Linked DNA regions of Mus musculus: region 1 is linked to region 2. Evidence: chromatin contacts called from ENCODE Hi-C or POLR2A ChIA-PET data. All regions are on one chromosome and are shown on one strand. The core of a region is the stretch at or near the end of the contact, and the rest is flanking DNA. Distances in the headings are between cores, read along the strand shown. Region 1 holds the start of Eomes (eomesodermin). Region 2 has its middle 40 kb from the start of 4933432G23Rik.

What was found. A loop is a pair of places that touch in the nucleus more often than their neighbours do. ChIA-PET counts read pairs that join two places held with the same protein, here RNA polymerase II (POLR2A).
Region 1: POLR2A ChIA-PET joins it to region 2 with 19 read pairs in embryonic stem cell. The contact joins the promoter of Eomes here to the enhancer-like site in region 2. A Hi-C loop is called at or near these places in 5 of 37 maps with a recorded cell type or tissue (mouse embryonic stem cell and mouse trophoblast stem cell). POLR2A ChIA-PET finds 5 or more read pairs at or near these places in 3 of 5 experiments (all embryonic stem cell).

The regions. Positions count from the first base shown.
Region 1 is chr9:118,475,589-118,481,244 of GRCm38, forward strand. It overlaps Eomes (eomesodermin), which reads left to right and starts at 2,601. Exons shown (of 6, transcript NM_010136.3): 1 at 2,601-3,958; 2 at 4,879-5,033. The coding sequence starts at 3,072. Gm33408 (a long non-coding RNA gene) reads right to left here and starts at 3,060. Exons shown (of 5, transcript XR_871338.1): 1 at 2,972-3,060.
Region 2 is chr9:118,386,500-118,392,455 of GRCm38, forward strand. No RefSeq gene overlaps it. Among named protein-coding and RNA genes, the nearest start is that of 4933432G23Rik, 40 kb to the right of the region's middle. Within about 2 kb of position 3,037, at least 1 of the 3 ENCODE cell types and tissues checked has a DNase peak (open chromatin) inside an H3K27ac peak, as active enhancers do.

The DNA.
Region 1 (5,656 bases), core at 1,351-3,850, 89 kb after region 2:
GGCTACAGGAGGTGCTGCCTGACATGTGCCCTCGCTTTGTTTTCTCTTCTTACTTCTGGAAAAGAGGTCTTGGATTTTAAAGTGTGCCTGAGACACCAGAAAACATTGATTTTTATCTCTCTTTCTCTATAAGTATTAATGAGCCAGGAAAAAAAAAAAAAGCCCATCCCAAGTAGAAAATCATAGATTTGTCCTCCACCGTGTTCCAGAACTTGGGACTAATGTAGTCCAGAAGTATCAGTAATAAAATGTAAGTTAATTAACATAAAATATTTGATTTTTTTGTCTCTATGAAGCTAGGAAAAATATGTTTAGTTGAAACGGTGCTTTTCACCATTTTAAAGGGAAAGTCTTCACGATCTGACAGTTACACTAATGCGTCCTAACAACACTAATGTTAACCCTAATAAACTTCCCATATCTCAAAAATCCCAGGTCCCAAAAGACTTTCCTAGCGCTCTTGTTTTTGATTCTTTTTGGATTTATCTTTATTTCTGTAAAATGTGTCAGAAATCGGATGAAAGTGTATTTACTGAGGTGGGGTTCCAGGAATCCGTTCAAATTCTAGTTACACAGATTGAATTACACCGAGTTAATAATTTGATGGCACTAGAAACGAACCTATGCGCCTTCCTTCATGAGCTTGCTCTAGGGGTAGGATAGAATGAACCCGATTCTGATGTGGTTAGGGAGACAGCTGGTCTGAGTTACTTGCGCCAGAGTGGGTCTGAACGGTGCCCGTTGCCTGTGTGGCACTGTGCCACGCCAGCGTTTCCCCGGTCTCTTCAAAGTATTTTGAAGGGACCTTACTTCTGGCTGTGTTATAATACAAAACTGACATATAACTTCAGTCACCCCATCTGCAGATAACGTGAGATTCAGTCTCACACCTACATCTCCCTCAGACATCCTGCAGCTCAGGGCCAGGCTAACGAAGACTCCAGGTTGAGTCCCCAGCGCAGTGAGGCCCTTTTCTTGGAACTCGCATCCCCCTTGTGGAATCCTCACGTTCAATATCTCGCACCCTTTGAGGGGAATAAAAATTAATCCCAAAGGCTTCGCTGCATCAAAACAAAACAAAAACATGCGGGACGGAGCCCGAGACCAAATCGGAGCTGGGATCTCTGGACTGATCGCGCAGGATGTCAGCCCGAGTTCTCTGAGCCAAAATTGACAAGGTTGTTGTTCCAAAACACTTGAAAAGCTTTGCGAGCGCCCAAGACCCACTACGCTATTCTATCAAAACCCCACACAGCATCCAAGTCCATGAAGGATCGCTCCACTCCCTAACACGGGCGTGCCCACGTTCGTGATTCGCGGGGTTTGGACCCAGGTTGGAAAGCTTCGCGCGGATCTGCTGCTGGCGTCTGAGCGCTTAGCAGATCCCGCGGCCACCTCATCTGTTCTCGGCAAAAGTTTCCCGTGTGATCGCATTGGGTTGGGGGAAGCAGAGTCCCTACATCTCGACCGGAAAATGCGCTCCTGGAGCGACTACTGCAGGCGTCCGTAATTGCTTATTAGAGGAGAATGTACAGGCTTCTCATCGTCAACGAAACGTGTTCCCCCTTCTGTAATAATAAAACAATAAAATATGACGGCCCCGTCCTTGACTGTTTGCGGAAACGCAGGGGGGAAAAACAGGCAGCTGGAGCAAAGGAGCTTAATTCAATATCAAACTGATTATTTCACTAATTATTCTGCCTTCTGTATTGTGCCGCAGAGAGGCGCAGGGAATCTTAACTGCACAGCTGCTAGGGAACCTTTGTGTCTTAGTGTCAGTCCCCACCAAAGATGTTGGCGAAAGCGGGGGCTGGGGGAGGTAGGAAACATCCAGTGTTTAGAAAAAACCGAGCAGAGGGAATTCTGAGTAATGAAAGTGACGGCCTCGGGGAAGCCGGTGTTTTAGCGCGGTTGTAATACTGAGTGTTTGGTTCGTCCGGTCAGGCTCATGTTGGGTCTTCAGAAGCCCACTTCAGAAGCTAGAAGCTGGAGTCTCTGATTCAGACGCGGAATCCTTTTGCCATCTCTGGAATCCCAAAAACTGAACGCGAGGTTTCTCTCCACCAAGTCTTTACGCTAAAAGATGGGACAGGACAAAAAGCGGTTCCTGTGTGCTGAAGGCCAGGAAGTCAGAAGGAGGGTGTGCGCAGAGACTTCGGGTCGCTCTCCAGCCCTCCCCTAGATTTGCACCCCCGGGGACCTGAGCCTTCCTGCGAGCAGGGAGCTTGTAAAGACGCCTTCACGGGCCTCTGGGACCTGCCAAACTAGACCCGAACTCAGGAATGATTCCTATGCCGTGGGTAGACCATGTTCGCAGACTTCAAACCCGTTTCTCCGGCGCCATAGAGCCACCGGGTACACCAGGATTGATTCTCAGTGGGATATAGTTCTCCCAAAGACGCTTAAAGAAACACCAAACCAGCAATAACAGCCAAATAAGCTAAGAGAAAATGAAACTCGCAGGCGACCCGATCCAATTAATAAATACTTAATTGAATTAGTGTCACCTCTAACAGCCAATAGCAAAGTCCCCTAGCCATGGGGCTGCGAAGCCCCTCCCTGGCCGCACATATATAAGCAGCCAACCACCGCTCACAAGTTTCCAAGCGGTCAAGTATGCCTAGAGTTTAGCAGAGCCAGCCGAGAGGAAATGGCTGGTTGCTAAATGGGAACTCAGAGCTAAGTCCTCTTCTTCCTTAGTGTGAGTGTAGGGGTCCTGAGAGGTTAGACAAGGAGGGAAGGAAGAAAAGAAGGAAGGAAGGAAGGAAGGAAGGAAGGAAGGAAGGAAGGAAGGAAGGAAGGAAGGAGAGAGACACCTACAACCCGGGGTTTGTTTTCTTGCGGAAGGAAAGGGGCACCTACAATCCCGAGTTTGTTCCCTTGAGGGAAGGACGCTAAATTGGGCGCGCGCTGAAGCCGCCCCGCAGGTCCGCAGGTGGGTAGCCTAGGCGAGGGAGGAAGGGGACATTACCTTCCCCTCGGAAGAGGGCGCTGGCTCCCCCAACTGGCCTTTATAACCAGGCCGCGGGAGGCGAGGAGGCAGCCGGTTGCCGTCTGCGATTCGCTAAAGCATGCAGTTGGGAGAGCAGCTCCTGGTGAGCTCGGTGAACCTGCCCGGCGCGCACTTCTACTCGCTGGAGAGTGCTCGCGGAGGAGGAGGAGGAGGAGGCGGAGGAGGAGGGGGAGGCGGAGGGAGCGTCAGCCTCCTCCCCGGTGCTGCCCCCTCGCCCCAGAGGCTGGACTTAGACAAAGCGTCCAAGAAGTTTCCGGGCAGTCTCCCGTGCCAGGCGGGGAGCGCAGAACCCGCAGGCGCCGGCGCGGGGGCCCCCGCGGCCATGCTCAGTGACGCGGACGCTGGGGACACCTTCGGGAGCACCTCGGCGGTGGCCAAGCCCGGGCCCCCGGACGGCCGCAAGGGCTCCCCGTGCGCGGAGGAGGAGCTGCCCTCCGCCGCCACCGCCGCGGCCACCGCGCGCTACTCCATGGACAGCCTGAGCTCCGAGCGCTACTACCTCCCGTCGCCGGGACCGCAGGGCTCCGAGCTCGCCGCGCCCTGCTCGCTCTTCCAGTACCCGGCGGCGGCCGGAGCAGCCCACGGACCCGTGTACCCCGCGTCCAATGGCGCGCGCTACCCCTACGGCTCCATGCTGCCCCCCGGTGGATTCCCCGCCGCCGTGTGCCCGCCCGCGAGGGCGCAGTTCGGCCCCGCTGCGGGTTCGGGGAGCGGCGCTGGTAGCAGCGGCGGTGGTGCCGGCGGTCCTGGCGCCTATCCCTACGGCCAGGGTTCTCCGCTCTACGGGCCATACGCCGGAACCTCAGCGGCCGGGTCTTGTGGAGGATTGGGGGGCCTAGGGGTGCCTGGCTCCGGCTTCCGCGCCCACGTCTACCTGTGCAACCGGCCCCTATGGCTCAAATTCCACCGGCACCAAACTGAGATGATCATCACCAAACAGGGCAGGTGAGTGCAGGGTGGAGGGACCCCAGGCGCCTGGTTGTCCGCACACTGCGGGCTCTGCTTAGGGTGTTTAAGTGGTACATCATATCTCCAAAGTCGTGTCCCTTACTTCCTAAGGCACACCTGTAGCTTGGGCTCCGAGCCCACGTTACTCTCCTCTCTAGTCACCTTCACCGGGATTGACTGGGAGGAGGAGGAGGCGGAGATGGAAATTTGGGAATGAACCCTTGAGGGCAGATCTACGTGACCCGCTGGCTCCTGGGTTTGCAGCAGGCGATTTGTGGGCTGCATAGCGAAAGAGGGCTAGCTGGAGCTGGCTGCGGCCTGCGCACAAGTGTTTGAAAAGAAGCTTTTTAAAGCTCCTTGGTTTGGTGGGGCTCTTCTGTAAGAAGAGCAGAAAGAAGTCGGTTTGAGCTGGTGACTAGGTAGACAGTTTTTGGAGCCAGATGTTTGGGGGAGGGGGCTCTGCTTGCGGGGAAGGGACCAGAAAGTTCAGGCACACCTTCAAATTGTCATCAGCTACTTCTTGAGGAAGTGAGGAGTGGATATTGGGAGACAGGGACCCAAAGAGGGCTCGTTGAGAGAGAGAGAGAGAGAGAGAGAGAGAGAGAGTGCAAGAAGGCGCGCTCCGGCCTAATGTTCTCAGTCACCTATGTCTTTAAAAATAATTTTAGACATTTCAGAAAGAAACCTAGTAGATACCTGAAAATAGATGGATGTCTCAGAAAAGAAGCACGCGAATTAGGGAAAATACTGATTTGGAGGCTGTTCCAAATAAATATGTCAATTTAAAACCATTTTCTTAGTTTCAGGCCGTAGTAGCCATTTTTGTTTGTTTGCTGTTTATTGCAGACCCCCCATGTGTCCGGGAGGGACCAGAGCCGCTACTTAAATAATTTCCTCTGGTTCTGTTCTTTGCACAGGCGCATGTTTCCTTTCTTGAGCTTCAACATAAACGGACTCAACCCCACCGCCCACTACAATGTTTTCGTGGAAGTGGTTCTGGCCGACCCTAACCACTGGCGCTTCCAGGGGGGCAAGTGGGTGACCTGCGGCAAAGCGGACAATAACATGCAGGGTGAGGAGAGAGGGGGCCTGGACCGGGAAGAGGTCGGAGCCTCAGTGTTGGACCGGCCACATTTAAATCAAGCATGTCACCCCAACCTGGGGCATGGGGATGTTAGCATGTGCTGCCTTCTGCTGCTGGGGAGAAATTTACTCCGTCCTTTTTCTTGTTTCTCATTATATATCAAACCTTGACCTTGACCCTATGAGGGCTATGTTTGAGAAATGAATAGCCAAGTGAAGTTCTGGGTTTGGGGAAAGTTCCTGGTAAATGATCCTGGCATTTTAGAATTCTCTTGAGAAAGCCCAGGCCACCTTTAACTTAATCTATAAAAGTTAAGGACTCGATGAGGCACTTCCCCTCCAGCTTAAGGTCTCAGACCAACAATCAAGAACCATCCTCTCTCCTCTCAACTCTGTTTTTTAAGTTTGGAGAGGCTGGTGATTGGAATACCATGATTAAGGAAGGCTGGATGCACCCTGGCCCGGGGGAGTGACTGGAGTCCCGCTGGGATCCACTGATTTCAGTCGACTGACCTCCCAGGAGGAGGTTGCTACAGCAAACCCAAGCCTAGCTAACAGACATCCTCTCCAACCTGCCTGGGTGAAGGCTGTCTCCTTTCATTTGCTTATGTT
Region 2 (5,956 bases), core at 1,787-4,286:
ACTGATTTCCACTTTCTGAGGATTTTAAAAACTTTTTATTAAAATATAATTACATCATTTTCTTCCTTTCCTTTCATCCCTCCTACCCCTCCTGTGTCTTCTCCTCCTCTTTCTCTTCATACTGATGGCCTCTTTTTATTACGATTATTGTTGTTACTGCTGTTGTGTTATATATATATGTATAGATAGATAGATAGATAGATATAGATATAGATATAGATATAGATATAGATATAGATATAGATATAGATATAGATATAGATATAGATATAGATATAGATATAGATATAGATATGTGTGTGTGTGTGTGTGTGTGCGTGCATAGAAATATAAATACGTCTGCTGAGTCCATTTACTGCTGCTTATATGTACATGGTTGCAGGGCTGACGGCTTGGTGCCGGATAAACAATTAGCAAGCTCATCCATGGGAGAGATGAGTTCTCCCTCTTGCCCAGCAGTCTTTGGTTGCCAGTTCTTCTGTCTAAGGTGGAGTCAGGGGAATTCTTGATACCATCTTCCAAATACTGTATACATCATATATCATGATGATTTAAGTCCAGCATGAAATCCAAGGACCTACATTTTGACAAGAACAGCCATCTCCCAGGTGGTTCTAATGCACAGCCTAATGGAGGCTCCTTTAAAGGATAGGGCTAGAGGCCGGCAACCTCTAGGATTTGGTTCCTAATTCTTCCACTAGATATTTCTTTCTTTTTTTTTTTAAGGTTTATTTATTTATTTATTACATGTAAGTACACTGTAGCTGTCTTCAGACAGTCCAGAAGAGGGAGTCAGATCTCATTACGGGTGGTTGTAAGCCACCATGTGGTTGCTGGGATTTGAACTTCGGACCTTCAGAAAAGCAGTCAGGTGCTCTTACCCAATGAGCCATCTCACCAGCCCCCACTAGATATTTCTATGTCCTCATTCATTCTTATTTGTTAACAATTAATCAATACCAGGATACTACCCTATGTCCATTCTAGTCTCTAGAGACTTAGCAGCAAGCAAAGTAGATGGTAAGCCCTTCCTTGGTGAAGTCTGCATTCAGGCATAGCACTGATGTAATAAGGGGAAATTAAGTAACAATGTACACAGAAGAGTCACAGCTGCAGCCGGGCCAGAGGAACTTCTACTGGGAAGATAACATTGGAATGAAGATTTGAAAGAAGCAGGTGGGATCTTCAGAGAGAGGAAGGAACACCTGAGGAGTGGGGGAGTCTGGGGAGGGAGGGGGACTGGAGGCACGAAGGCTCTGAAGTGAGAGCGTGCTTGGAGTGGAGCTAGTCTTTGAGATCTCTGTGATAAAATGCCTGACAGAAACAACTTAAGAAGTCAGCTTCGCTTGTGGTTTCAGAGGATCGCAGTTCACGGGGCAGGGAAAGTGAAGAGAAGAGGCTTCACCTATGGAGGTAGGAGCGCAATTGGCACACCACAGAGGCAGGGCAGAAGTCAGCGATTCTCATTCCTAGCGCTCTCCTTCCACCATCCTGCTTCCAAAAGAAAGGCCCCTCAGTCTTTAAAATAGTGCCACCTGAGGGGACCAAGCATTGAGAACACGAGACTATGGGGAGCTCAGAAAATGAGACTAAGTATTTCAGAGTCCTAATATTTGGTGCATTCAGAGTGATAAGATTAGCACAAGGTAGAAGGAACTGAGCAAGTCAGAGGGAGAATTCACACAGAATGTCCTAAGCCACCAAAGGATTCTGGGAAAGGACAGAGAGCTATTGCAGGGGTGGGGTGGGGTGGGGGCGGGGAATGGATATCATCTGACCTGTTTTGTGTTTTTAGGGGTTTCTGGGTTGCTACATTGATACAAACTGTCAGGTGAAGGCTGAAAAATGGAGACCAGATCAGAGACCTCTACAGCTGTACAAGTAGCAGGACACATGTCTCTGTACTCCAATGGCAGGGGTACAGGCAGTGATGTGTGTGTGTGTGTGTGTGTGTGTGTGTGTGTGTGTGTGTGTGTGTATACACATATATATGTGATTTATTGATGTATTTATTTAATGTGTGAAAGTACACCCACATGTCAGAAGAGGGTTGTGAGCCACCATGTGGTTGCTGGGAATTGAGCTCAGGACCTCAGAAAGAGCAGCCAGTGCTCTTAACCTCTGAGCCATCTCTCCGGCCCAGGAGGAATATATTTTGAATAAATTTGGAAAGTCAAGGAACACATGGTTTTCTAAAGGTTTGTGTTGTAAGACTAGGAAGTCAAAGATCTCCTGTAGTAAAAATTACTTCATTCATTAATTCATTTTATTTGTACTTAATTTATTCGTATCTTTTATCTTGTCTCATGAATAGGCATAGGGTCTTATGAACCTCAGACTGAGCTCTAAGTGGCCCTGTGACAGGAATTTTAGGATGCCAGGCATGTGTAACCACATTTGACTTAAGCAGTGCTGGAGATTAAACCTAAGATTGTGCATGGTCGGCAAACACGCTACCAATCAAACTACAGCCTTGGTTGATTCATCGTGCAAAGCCTTAGGTATATTGATAAACTCGATTCTGGTGACACAGGGACAGTAAATATTCACCTGAGTGTCAGGACAGCCAGAGCCATATGCTGGGTTACAATTCAGAGAAGTACTACTACTACACTGGACCCTTAGCAAATATGAAAGTGTATTTAGGTTACAGAGGTCCGTGGGGGTGAAATGCAAGGGACATGGAGTAGAAATACAGTCCAGGGAGGAGAGTGGGGACATCAGTCTGTTTCTATTGCTGCGAATTCCCCAAAAACTAAGATTCTTGTGTGTTTGTTTGTTTGTTTGTTTGTTTGTTTGTTTGATTTCCTTTTTGTGGACGGTGTGGTTAAGGTCAGGAATGCATAACCATGAAGTGTGAGGTCTCCCGCTAGGAAAGGTTTGGGGGTGCCTTTGAGGGCTAGGATGGTGTTGCTTTTCAAGGTGACATCGTTGCTGGGATTAGAAACCCCGCCTGTGGTGAGTTGCGACTCCTGGAAATTATCTGAGTAGTGATGAGTGGGGTTGGGAGAGGGATGTGCGGCGCAGCTAAAGGAGAGATGGGAAGGAATGCTGCCAAAGGTCCCGGAACAGATCGGACATTCCTATCTTCCCCCGTCATCGTTGCAGGAGCATCCAATGGCAGCCACTCCCGAGGCCGAAACCACAAAATAAAGAAACCACCCCAAACCAAATAACACAGTAGGCAACGTGAGGGAAATAGTGTAGTCCCATCCACGAGTGTCACAGATTCTCTTCCGCTGATGAGAAACCGTCGTGTGGCGCCTTGGATTTGGTTCCAGACGTGGCGTTCCTCGGAGGCGGCTTCCATTCTTCCGCGCCGACTTCCCCTAAGAGAAAGGAAGTAGCTTTCTTTTTGTTGAGAGGTCTTGAGTAAGTTGGGTCCAGGCGAATCTGTTTGAAGAAGTTTTATTCTGGAGAAATTAACGGGCAGCCATGCACAAGAAAAGAGACAAATTGTTCTTTTGCTTCCAAATAAATGGTTGTTTTTGTGACACTGCCTGAATTTAAATGGTCTTCAGTTTGACTGTGAAATTAACACCTCTTTGAGGTTAATGGTGGGGGTGGGGTGTCATTCACACCTCTTCCAAAGCTATTGTTTGTCTGGAATGCAGAGGGAGCAGCAGCAGGCAGGCCCCTTCCCTAACCTCCTCTCCGGCATTGACCAAAGCTGCCTTCTGGTCCCTAGAGCTCTCGCAGAGGCTCTGCCTCATCTCTAGTGTTTGAGTTCCACACAAGAGGTGTCTGTGCCCTGTGCTCACAAAGCCAGGAGCGGAGAGCCTAGCTTGACGTCCTGGCTAGTGGCTAAGTGCCTCTGGGAAATCTTCAGACTCTAGACCCATCCAAGTTGGATTTGAGGTCTTGTTATTGTTGTTTCTTAACTTTTGCTTTTTTTATTGACACGTTATTTCTTTGTACATGGTGTTGGGCTTCATAAGCCATGACTTTAAAATCATGTGTTTTAATTGATTCACTAGAGTCCCTCCCATTCGCTCCCCATCTCCCCATCCTCCTGTCTCCTTCCTATGTTTACCTTATTCCAGTCTGTTTTCATGTCCTGGGACAGACAGACAGACAGACACACATATACACACAGAGTCTCACACTTGTAGCACAGGCTGGCTTTGAACTCACACTTCTCAGCCTCTGGAGTTCTGGGATTACAGATGTGGATTGTTACACATGGCCTTATCCTGTGATTTTTTTTTTTTCCCAAGATTCCTTCCTTGACTAAAACTCTAGGAGTTTACAGACCCTAGAATCGATGCTTTCAACCTGGAGAGCCTTAAGCCCCACGTCCTGGTGCACTTCCTGTGAGGTAAGGTTAGGTCAGGCCATGAAACAATGGTAAACAAATGGTCTCTATGAGCAGTAGACTTGTAAAGTAACATTTTCTTCTGAGGGAAGTTCTGTGGAGTTGAACGTCATCAGCTGCAAAGGGGCCTACAGCATGCAGTGGGCTCTGTTTGTGTGTCACAGCACCCACCTTTGAAAGCTGATAGAGACTCACAGTAAGCAGAGGTTCAAGCTGTCACCAAGTGAATGCCCCTGTCCTTTGAAGACTCAAGAAAGGGCTATCAAGGCTACCATAGGGAGAGAAAGAAAGGGGGTAATATGCTGACGGCGCATTTTGTTGTAAAGATGATAGTATATGTTTATAACATAAAACTGATAGTTTATTTTTTCTCTGCTATCAGTGAAATAAACCAATTCAAACCAGATTAGATTAGATTAAAGGCGGGTTTATTGAGAAACTGCTCTCTGAGTTCACTGGCCTAAAGAATTGAAGCCAGAAGAGTCGCCATAGTTAGGGGGAGAGAAAGAGAGAAAGGGCCGGCTCTCAGAGAGAGAAGGAGAAGATGAGACCAAAATGTATCGATTATATAGGGAGGAGCCTCTGGGGGAAGGGCAGCCTAGTCCCTGGGCTGGGAAGTTCAGAGTTGGGATCTGGGGTATGCTGGGAAGGGACAGAGGAATGCTGGGAGACCCTGAAGGCCAGGTCTGCTATGATATGTAAAATGTGCACCTCAGTCCCTCGTCCTGGGGTCTTAAACCAAGCAAAAACTTAAGAAAGATATCAGACAACGAGAAGAAAATTAAGTAATCTATAAGATGCACATTTGAGCCGGGCGTGGTGGCACACACCTTTAGTTCCAGCACTCGGAAGGCAGAGGCAAGTGAATTTCTGAGTTCGAGGCCAGCCTGGTCTACAAAGTGAGTTCCAGGACAGCCAGGGCTACACAGAGAAACCCTGTCTCGAAGAAAAGAAAAAAACGCACATTTGACTTCCAAGGACTTGATTGCTCCTGTTCAGATATTTTTCCAGGAATATACTTTTTTGAAGAAAACATTCTGGGCCTGAGAGATGACTCAGCAGATACTGGCGCTTGTTGAGTCAGCTTGAAGGCCTCAGTTCCATCCTCAGAGCCTTGCAGAGGTGGAAGGACAGCGGGAGTCCGCTAGGCAGCGCTCTAACCTCTGCACTCAGGTCGAGGTACTTAAGCCTCCCCAGCATGCCCCCCCATCTCTCCCTCTCTCTCTCTCTCTCTCTATCTCTCTCTTGTACACTCACACACCCCACATGACCTTAGCAAATGCAACCAATCATAAAAATCAAGAAGTCATAGCCTTCAGACAATCTTTTATCCATTTCCTTCATCTACACACACACACACACACACACACACACGCACACCATAAATAAAAATCTACCCTGGATTTATAAATTCTTATTACACAACTTTGAGCGATTCTCATCTTTCTCCCTTTTGGTTTTAGATGTTTTTTTTTGCTTGTTTTTGTTTGTTCTTGAAACAGCCTGGTGTAATCCAGGTTAGGTTCTTTTTTCTTTTAAACAAAATTATTATTTATTTTATGTGAATGAGTATTTTGCCTGCATGTATGACTGCGCACCACATTCATGCCTGTGAAGGCCAGAAGAGGGTGTCAGAGCTCT